Regions from separate parts of the Homo sapiens genome. Here region 1 is linked to region 2. Evidence: chromatin loops called from intact Hi-C (ENCODE). Cell type or tissue: Caco-2. All regions are shown on one strand. Links, peaks and the distances in the headings refer to the core of each region. The heading gives the core; the rest is flanking DNA.

Region 1 (5,375 bases), core at 282-5,281, 180 kb before region 2:
TTTCTATCTAAATTTTAGAATTAACTTGTCAATTTCTATAAAACAGCCTTCTGGGGTTTTGATTGAGATGACGTCGAATCTATAGGTCAATTTGGGGAGAAGGATAGCTTAAGAACATTGAGTCTTCTAATCACTGAGTGTGATGTATCTCTTTAGATCTTCTCTAATTTTTCTCAGCAATGTTATTAGTATAGAGGTCTTACATGTATTTTATTTATCCCTAATTTTTATATTATTTTTGATTTTATTGCACATAGAATTTTAAAAAGAATCTTCTAGTTGTTTATTACTAGTATATGGAAACATGCTTGATTTTTGTATATGTTGCCTTGTACATGCCGCCTTGTCACATTTACTTATTACTTCCAGTAGTTTTTGAAGATTCTTTAGAATTTTCTATGAACACAATTATTTTGTGAATAAAGATAGTTTTGTTTCTTCCATTCTAATACTTATTTATGTATATATGTATGTATGTATTTTTCTTGCCTTGTAACATTGGCTAAGACCTTCCATATGGTATAGAATAGAAATGGTAAGAGTGTAGACATTCTTGCCTTCTTCTTGAACTCAGAAAGTGTTTATTCTTTCATCACTGAGTACAGTGTTAGTTGGAGGTTCTGCATAGGTGTCCTTTATTGGTTGAGGAAGTTTCCTTCTGTTTCTATTTTCCTGAGAGTTTTTATTATGAAAGGATGTTGAATTTTGTCAAATGTCTTTTCTACATGTATTGAGATAATCATATGGTTTTTCTCCTTTATTTTATTGTGGTAAATTCCATTGAATTTTGCATGTTAAACCAATTTTGCATTCCCAGGACGCACCTCACTTGGTCCTGATATATTATCCTTTTTATATATTGAGGGATTTGATTTTCTAGTATTTTAGCATAGGCTTTTTACATGTATGTTCTTGAGGGATATTGGGTCTGTACATTTTCTTTGTAATGTCCCTGTCTGGCTTTGGTGTCTGGGTTGTGCTGGACTCATAATGTGAGAAATAGTGTGGTACCAGTTGCTCTGTCATGACCAGCAGCAGAAGTCTAGTTTTCTTTAAGTGTGTAGAGTGATGACTGTTAGGTAAAGAGTTAGAATTATTTTAATGATCAGCCAAGAGTCTCTGCTAAGTAACATGAGGTATCTGTGAAATGGCATACATAACTGTTGTGTATGAAGCAGTGCATCAGAGAGGCTGGGAAATACTTTAAGTGGGTTGAGCAACTCATACCATTCCTTATGCTAAAATTGTACTTATATTTTATTAGCAAAATTTCTTTTATCACTGAGAGAATGAATTATCTATCTGATTGCCACTCATAATTTATGGAGTTATCAGTTAATAAGGTTTTATTGTATGTTAATATGAGACTCATTTTTTTCCTTTCTCTCCTCTTTGGGTTGTATTTCTTCCAAGTAAGAGCTTAAATTCATGGGTCAGCTAGTACTGACCAGCATCTGTTGAGTTATTTTGCATAAATTTGGTTACCTGGCCTCAGATAAGAATGTTTTTTTAATCTGTATTGGTGGCATTGTTGGTTGCTGATACTGCTGTAGTTTGTTCTTGCAAGACTTCTGTTTAAAAGAAGGGTTATAAATTCAGTGTAACTCAGAGCAGAGGTAAAGTATAGAATGGAATTAGAAGAAAACGAAGCATCAATTTCAGTAAAGTAGAAATCGTTTATTAAATAAGCGGTGGGTGACAGGGAATTGGGAGTAACCATCCTGGTTCCCATAGTGATGGTGCATCCAGGAAAAATACAGGGAAAAAGGGAATCATTATGGAAGAGTTTTGGGTGTGTGTTGTCATGCTTTAGGAAACTTGCCAATTTCTACACCTCTGTCTTCAGATTGTCGTGTTTAGACACACATCCCACACAAAGTGCTCAGCAGTACTTCTTGTGCTCGTCTTTATCCCCTGGAATCTAGAGGATGGCACCTCTGGGGGAGTTATTGTCTCACATGATTTAGAAAGACCTCCACTATTTTCTTTCCAAGAGTCGAAGGAAGGTGGGTGAGTTGGCCTGGCACCTATAAGCAGGGACCTACAACACTGCTTGAAGCACCTGGTGACATCTGCTTGACAGGCTTCCCCTCCCCACTGTTGTCACCACTTCCATGGGTGGTGGGTGGTGTTGCACGGTGCCCATGGGGTGGTGTGCATGTTCTCCAATGCCACCTGCCCTGCCTCAGTGCTGCCTCCTGTAACAGTCTCATTTGTTTCGCTGGAGTATCCTTATCGAAAAGGTCTTGGGGACCATTTGCCTAAAATGTTCCCCAGCATGAAATGTCCCCCACACTTGCTCTGCACCCGTGCACATCCTCCTTTTCTTTTTTTTTTTCTGAGACAAGGTCTTGCTCTGTTGCCCAGGCTGGAGTGCAGTGGCACAATCAGTGCTCACTGCAGCCTTGACTCCTGGGCTCAAGCAATCCTCCTACCTCAGCCTCCCGAGTAGCTGGGACTATAAGAGTCCCACCATGCCCAGCTAATTTTAATTTTTTTTTTTTTTTTTTGTAGAGGTGAGGGTCTCAGTATGTTGCTTAGGCTGGTCTTGAACTCCTGGCCTCAAGCAGTCCTCTTGCCTCAGCCTCCCACTGGGATTATAGGCATGAGCCACTGTGCCCAGCCTCCTCCTCATTTTTGTAGACATATCAAGTCTGGCCTCCTTCAGGAAGCCTTCCCTAACTAACTAATCAAGCTCCCCGTGTTTCTTTCCTTTAGGATCTATTTTTTGGATGTGTATGGTTTAATATACCCTTAAGAATAATGCGTTTGGAATTGTAATTGAGAAGACAAGGTTTACGTTAGCAGATTATAGTCTAACTCTGATTTTTAGAAAAGTGATATAGAATAGAGACTTAAAAAAAATGACATTCTCACATAGGTTTTGGATATTTGGAGATAGGAGGAAAAACATGTCTTTAAACCACACAATGGGAAGTGAAGTGTTTGCAACAACCAGAACATTTAGGTTATAAAGTGTCAGAGCAGATAATTTAGGCTAAAAGAAACAAAGTTAAATGATTTGGTGGGGGCTTGATTTCTCTGGATTGACCCCCCTGGACTATTGGCTGTTTCCTTCACTTCCAGACTGTCTGGTAAGATTTTTCTACAGAGGTACCTTCTTATTAATGAATTCTTCCCATCACACCCACTCTGTTTGAATTTCTGAATTACCTTCTCCTTTTGGTTTCTGTATCTCAACTTTCTTCTTATTGAGTCTTCTCTGACAGTTTCTTTGAGGGTATTGCTATCAGAGTCAGACATGCCCATGACAAGATTCCAGGCTGTGTAATCTTGAGCAAATCAATCTTGCTGGTCTACTTTTTTTCTTAAAAGAACAAGGAAGCTTGCCTTGCAGGGTGGTTAGAATTTGAGACAATGTATGTTGCATGCCCAGCAGGTGGCAGGTAGCTAATAACAGGTGTGTGCTTGCTCTACACCAGGGATCCCCTCGGTCTTTGGTCTTTGCATATCATAGATACTCAGTAAGCGCTCTCCCAAAGGATTACTGACTTAACAGGTAGGGTAATGTTTATAGCCAAGGGGAGGTGAGTGTCATCAGGCCCAGGTTTGTATGCCTATTTCTACTGAATTGTCGCAAAGTTATGTTTCATCCTATTTACCAAGTTGTATTTACAGAAGACTAGTCCTGTTATAACAAAGCCCATTGAAACAACACCCAGGAAGTAGACCACAAGAAGTCAGTGGGTATCTTACTCTGTGTCCTGCAGGGGGATCTGGAAATGAATAAGGGAGAGAGAAAATGTGGAGTGCAGAGGATGCTGCCTGGAGGTGAGACTTTAACCACATGATTATTCTCAGTTATGGAGCAATGGCTTTGTTCCAGGCATTGTCTCCAATAGTCACAATCACACCATAGGGCTGATGTTTTTTCTATCCCACTGAGGTGTAAACAGAGGCCCCAAGAGGTTGCATCTGGAGGTGCGTGAGCAAAATTTGGAGAGAAGTACCAAGTGGGCACTTCACAACAGGTGAAGAGAATGAAGAGATGGATAAAGATAAGTGTTAAGCACTTTTTGGTGGTACTGGAACTTTATCATGTCTCTTGATTTTTAAGAAAAGTGGCCTATTGACTAGAATTTGAGACTTTCATTATATTGTTCAGTTGGCTTTTGCATGTATATTGCTTTTATGTTTTTGATGCGTTTTTTCAAAACCCTTTAAATTAGTTGGATTTTATGTTGTTCTTAAGTTTGATGAGGTAGACACTTTTTTAGCTGGGAGGAATAGAGAGGCAGTGAGTGTGTTAACAGAACACAGCAACCTCAGACTCCAGCCCCCGCTCTCCTTTTATCCAGCGGTGTGACGTTGAGCCTGATGCATGACATCTTGGCAGCAGAGGTGCTGGTGCTCTGTCAGGCTCCGGGACCCCTGACTGAACATGCCTAGGGTCATGAGGAGGTTTTTGTTCCTGTAACATTGGCCACAACTGCACAGCCAGTGGGTGAGGATGCTGAGATACAAACTGAGAATTTTGCACTTCGACCTAGGCTCTTTGCTAGATCAAACTTCTTTTGATGTCTTAGCCATGATCCCTCTGAGATATCTCTCTCCAAGTTATTAATATATCTGTGTTTCCCATCATGTTTCCCCTTTTGTCTTGGCTTCAAAGAAGCTCAGAGCTAAATTTATTGCTTGATTATAGTTGCTGGATTGGCCAAGGTTTAAAATTTATGTTTTTAACTTTTTTATGTGATTCCCTCCCCATTTTCATTTTGATAGTCTTATTGTTTATTGTATATCACCTTAAATACTTTGAGAAGTAGATCGGGTCTACGTTTAAAAATCGCGTATGTGGGAGGAGAGGGCCATTCGGCAAATGGGAAAGAGATTGGGGTGACTTTGGCCAAAAAAGTTTGGGATAGATTTTTGTATTCTCTTGTATTATGTTATTCCCTATCAGATGGTCTTTGCAGCTCATTTTTCTGTCTTCTTCTGTGTGGTCAGAATCAGGGGAGAGTTTTTCTTTATAAAAATGATTTGTTTTCCTGATAGAACAGTGCTGGTGGGTAACATTCAGTTCTGACCTTGTAGGCAGACCTGGGATTCCCAGAGGGTGCAGGGACCGCAGCACTCACTCTTCTTTGTGACAGGCCTGAGGCAGCTTCCCTGGGGTCCCCAGCCTGCCTCCTCCACGGCTGCTATGGCCGTGGGCGCTGAGCACGTGCAGCTGCTGCCTGATGCTCCTGGACAGGGAAGGATAGATTTTGGGCATAGTTACTAGGTGTCACTGTCTCCTTTTTTCAGCCTGGCTTTTACAAGTAGTTGTAATTTACTTGACAAACACTTATTTGGCATTTCCTTCAATACGCTGGGTACTGAGATGGTTACTGCATTTTTAGGCATTTAACGGG
Region 2 (5,375 bases), core at 121-5,120:
CTTCTGCTTCTTCAGTGGTCCTGGAGGCTATGGGCACTGCCCCTGCCTGCCCGGGGACTCTGCCACCCTGGGGCTTGGTGGAGCAGGTTGCCCTAGCTGCCTCTCTTTTGCATGTGCTACCTAGTTGCCTCTTACTGCAATGTTTGCTTTGGGGGTGGACAGAAAACCAGGACGTTATAGCTGGTTGCAAGCATAAGGCATAGCAATTTGCTGGTCCTGTTTTGAAAGACTGTGTTTTGAAATTTTGATTTACAAAACTGCTTTCATCACCATTGAACTACCTCAAGGCACAAGTTCAAAATGGAAGATACTCAAGTAAAAGCTGTAAAGCAAACAGCAGCAGTTAGAGTGGCATACGGTAAATATGCGTCCAGGTCAAGAGCCCTCACTGGAGAGGCAGCTGGAAGTGCTTTCACTGGGAAGTGGGAGGGCTGACTCAGGGGCTGGCCCTAGGGTCAGTGGCTGGACACTGTCTCCATTGGGGTGGCACTGGGAGTAGTTGTCTGGACAGGCAGACTCTCTCCACAGGGGTGATAGAAAGCAGTGGTAATTTCTAAAAGTGCCTGCATGTCTGCCATCACCTTCAGCCTCCTAAGAGCTGATGGGAGCTGGACTCAGGGACTGTTGCCCCACTGTGGAGACAAGGAGTGGGTACTCCAGCCAAGTTTGCAGTCTCAAATCAGGGTTGTTTTATTTGTTTTTAATACATTTTAATTATGGAAGTAATATTTGCCTACATAAAAAATTCATGTAATTTCAAAGTATATAAAGTAAGAAAAAAATTCTCTCTTCCTTCTCCTTAAAGAGAGGCAGACTTAGAAGTTTGGGGCCTCTACTTCCCCACCTCACTGCACATAATACATGACACAGACCGCATGCATATAGCTTCCACCCTAAGATGCCCAACACAGGTATTTTTCACTGAACCATGTACCACAGATATTTCCCATGTTTTTAAAGCAAAATGTTGGCTCTTTTCAATAAATTGCCATTATAAAAACTGCTACAATGGACTATGCACTCTACAGCACGTGGACCTCTACTTTATAGAGGTCTCTCCACCATGAGACCATCAGCTCCATGGGTGCAGCAGGAATAGGGTCTGTTTCTGCCCTCTGTTGTGTGGCTGCACCCAGCACAGTGCTTGTCCCATACATGAGCATGCCATTACTTCCTTCTTGAATGAAAGAACATAGAGTAATAATAACTAGCATTTGTCAGGTGCTTTCTGTGTGTGAGACACTGTTCCAAAGGCTGTGGGTGAATACATTCATTCTTCTTCACACAACTCTGTGAGACAGGAACTTGACAGATGGGGAAACTAAAGCACAAAGCAGTTCAGTAGCTTCCCAAGGCCATGTGACTTACGTGGCAAAGCTGGGATTTGAACCCAAGCTCTGCCACAGTCTGCAGGCTAACTATCATTAACCCCTGCAAACACATGCCCCTGTGTCTGCGTGCTCGTGTTCATGGTTTTGTGGGAGAGGATACAAGAAAAGGGTCTGCTGTGTCAGAAAGGATGCACATTTTAGGAACGTGAGTATTCTGCCTACCCATAGTGTGCAGGTGTCTGTGCTGCCCATGCCCTTGCTTACTCCAGCATTCCTGCTGCTGTCTCACACTGCTTCGCACAACCCTCCCCTAGAGCACAGGGTCCGTACTCTAAAGACTAGCTGGCTTAGAGTGATCATGGAATCATGGGGCTGCAAGGGGTTAAAGATCCTAGAGTCATTTCTCTCGTGACCTGGTGGTCATGGGAGAGTCGTAGTGATGACAGTAGTGGTGGTTGATTGTGCCTTGCCAAAGCTGGGCACATTGCTTTTATTACTGTCTCCACTGTTCACCTCTTACAACAACCTTACGCAGTACAGGTCCAATTATTATTGACATCTTACAGGTGTGGAGGAAACTAAGGCTTCACAGTATCAGGTAACCTGTCCACAGTCTTCTGACATGGAAGTGACAGGGCTGGGGTTAGACCTGGCCTGTCAGAGTCCAGAGCCCACCTTTTGAACTCCCACCTGTCCTGTCCCATATGGTAGTGCTGTTTGGAATCACATATCCAGTCTGTACAGGGCTCCTGACTCCCCCTAAAGTGCCTTTTCCTTAATACCCTACTTAGATGGGAAGCCAAACCCTGGAAACCTTTATCTAGCATGGGTTAGCTGGTTGTTGATTTAGAACAGGTTCTTAAAGACAGGTGTTTGTGTAATAGCTGTGGAAAGGGCACTTCCTCTCCGCTGTTCTGATGCTGAGCTGGATTCCTAGCAGGAGGGGTCTGGGGCAGGCGGGCGTCCATTGCGTGAGGCAACCTGGCTGGCAGGGCTGGCCGCGTGGGGCCCTGGTTTGGCTGCTGTTGCTGCCCTCTGCTGCTTCATAATGAAATTGCCTGTGTTCAACCTGAAGGGGTCACAGTGGCCGACTTGCTTAAAGAGGATAAGAAGAAAAAGAAGTTTTGCTGCTTTCGGCAACGCAGGGCTAAAGATCATGGTAAATTGCTGAGACTGAGCTTTCTTTTTCCGCAACATCTCTGATACCTTTTCCTTGCACATAGGCATTGTGTGAAGTGCATGTGCCGTGTGGTGTGTTCAGAAGATGCCTATATTTTAATTGCTTGATTTCTTTCTTCTTGTCTTTTTCCAAAATAATGTGCCCTTACCAAGATAGCATTGCAGTTTTCTTTTTGTTTGAACTGTACCTTATAAAGAAGCAGCTGAACCAACTCAAAAAATGTACTTGATTCGGCATGAATATTCTTAGACTGGAAGGCAGACTTTTAAAATACTTTTCCCCAAATGATTTTTTTAAATTTAAACCGTTTAGAAATTCCAATAATGTTATTTGATTGATTTTTTTTTCTCCAGGCTACATGTTTCAAATTGCTTCTCTGTCTTTTAGTCTCTGGCTACTTTGCCCAGGACTATGCCAAAGCTAGTAGTGGCAGCTTTAAGAATGAAATTAGCTGGATGCAGTGGCTCACACCTGTAATTCCAGCACTTTAGGAAGCCGAGGCAGGAGGATCACTTGAAGCCAGGAGTTTGAGACTAGCCTGGGCAACAAAGTGAGACCCTGTGTCTACCAAAAATTGTAAACAAAGAAGCAAACAAAAAAATCAGGTGTGGTGGTGCATGCCTATAGTCCCCAGCTACTTGGGAGGCTGAGGCAAGAGGATTGCATAAGCCCAGGAGTTCGAGGCTGCAGTCAGCGATATTGCGCCATTACACTCCAGCCTGGGTAACAGAGTGCGATCTCTGTCTCTTAAAAAATCAAAATAAATAAAAATAGACTTCAGGGATGCAAAGATTTGGGGGCACTTGCCTTTGAAAGTGAGAATGGGCTCGTGTGGGAAAGTTATATTTCCAGATATGTCCTAAAATGATGCTAAACATACCCTTCCTCAGAATCCCTGGAGTAGCTGTCAGGCCCATCCCCAGGCAGACAGTTAGGTGAGCAGCTGGCTCCCTGCCTTGCTCTGCCCAAGTCATGGCAGTGGTTCGACAGCAGCACAAAGCTTTGCCTATGCACACCAGCACAGTCGACCCAGTTCTGCCACCAGGATCGGCCCTGGTCACCTGACTCTGGGGAAAGTCTGTTTAAGGAGATTCAGACAGCAGGGACGTGAAGCCAACAACTAAGGGAACAGAGGGGACACACTGTACTCTTTTCTTTGAAGTGGCCTCTGGCCCCATGGGAATGCTGAGCTGAGAGGTTATGGGACGCAGATGGGAACAACCCGTGGATATCTGAAGAGGGTTATATTAGAGTCTAGGTCTCATCAGAAGGCCTAAAAGTGAAAAGGAATTAAGAGATTATCAGATATAAGCCCTTGTCATTCAGCACGTTGTGGACCCCAAAGGAGGGAGAAGAGGAGGTGGAACTTGCCTGAGGTGGGACAGTGAGTTAGGGGCAGAGTTGGGGCTGCCTTTTTTATCTGTAGCATTCACGGAAGGTTTATGAACAGGAGGCTGGGCTTGATGCAGCACCTGAAGGTGTCTGCAAGAAGAATGGCCTTCAGCTAAGCAGGAAATAGTGTCATGGACATAAGAAAAAACATCTTTAAAGACTGACATAGGAATATAGCTCTGGAGAGGTTACCAAAAGGAGATAAATGATTTCTGTCCCCAGAAAAGAAAACACCCCTCCTTGGTTCTGCCTTGCTGAATGCAGGCTTGGGCCTTGTGATTCTTTAAGGATTCTTGTGCCTTCTCCATTGTCTTTCTGAGATCTGCAGGGAGAGGAAGCAGGCTGACACATTTAAGGAACTTTATTTTGAGTGGGAATGGCTTTTTATTGACTGAAATACCTGGGGACTCAGGAAGGACTCCGACCCTGCTGGCACCAGGTGGGGCACGAGCCCTCATATGGATGCTGGGCTGCCCCTGTCCCTGAACACGCGGAGATAGTTATTGTCTGGGCATAATTCTTGCTTGAGACATGGAAACCTTGGTCTGGCCTTGACCTCCATTCTCCAAGAAGAGCCTGGCTTCTTTACAGCAGCAAGAGGCTGTTACTCTGTGGTGGCCTAATGTGTCTCTACTAGCATGTGCATGTGCCTTTAGGGGGTGTGTGGGCTTCTTCTGGATTTGGCAGGCCTGTACGTCATGGTACTGCTCATGTTTGTCATGAAAATAAGATGAAAACATGAGGTCTAGGTGTCAGGTACCCTGTCCCCTAGGAAGGCAGCCACAACTCAGCCACTGCTCAGTTGTCCAGCCTCACCCCCTACCCTTACCTTTGAAAAGAATGAGAAGCTTTAGGCTGCTTGGAGGTGGAAGGAAATGCTAAAATAAATTCCTGAGTGTGCAAAAAAGTCTGTCCTGTGGAGAACAGAGGAGTGAGGCTCTGAGGCCAAAGACATCTGTGAATGAGGCTACTAATGGGACAGGTTCTAGACGAGGCTGGAGGGCTCTGGGCTCAGTTTGATGTGTGGCAAGCCTTCCCTTCGGGGTGCCTTGACTGGAGGACTGAGGCTCTCCTGTGACGCCCTGAGGCCTCTGGGGAGCTACTGCTTCCTGTGCTGCACCCCATTCTCTGGGACATTCTACATGCAGAGCACTTGGACTCAGTTCTCCAGTGCAGGCTGCTGGCTGGACCCCTGGCTTCCCTCCTGAGGGTGGTGGGCAGGGGCTCACTTCTTGTGCCCTCCCCTCCTTGCAGAGCTGGGGGAATGCAAGGGAAACCCCCTGGTTGTTGGTAGTAAAACCAGCCAGCATGTGGGCGTTTCTGCCTTCCTGCAGTTATAGCAGGTCAGAGGTAAATGGATCTTAGAGATGATACTGTCCTACAACTCATCTTACAGATCTGGTAGCCAAGCATAGGGGAAAAGAGGCACTTGTCCCATTGTCACCTGATGATAAGCACCAGGCTTTCCTGAC

The links. Hi-C counts contacts between places; a loop is a spot of excess contacts. Peaks named below come from ENCODE experiments on the same cell type or tissue, not always from the same donor. Only the 100,000 strongest peaks of a DNase experiment are listed, where the experiment ranks them.
Region 1: it touches region 2 in a loop (14-fold over the local background); 4 of 110 quality-filtered maps call a loop at or near these places.

What each region holds. Positions count from the first base shown.
Region 1 is chr3:53,528,527-53,533,901 of GRCh38, forward strand. The region is part of intron 3 of CACNA1D (calcium voltage-gated channel subunit alpha1 D); the gene reads left to right. Among named protein-coding and RNA genes, the nearest start is that of CACNA1D, 37 kb to the left of the region's middle. RefSeq lists an enhancer at 3,199-3,700. In Caco-2, for the core only: CTCF peaks have their summits at 3,366 (motif pointing right) and 3,616; a DNase peak (open chromatin) is centred at 3,415.
Region 2 is chr3:53,707,989-53,713,363 of GRCh38, forward strand. The region is part of intron 9 of CACNA1D (calcium voltage-gated channel subunit alpha1 D); the gene reads left to right. Among named protein-coding and RNA genes, the nearest start is that of CHDH, 140 kb to the right of the region's middle. In Caco-2, for the core only: a CTCF peak has its summit at 2,376 (motif pointing left); a DNase peak (open chromatin) is centred at 2,333.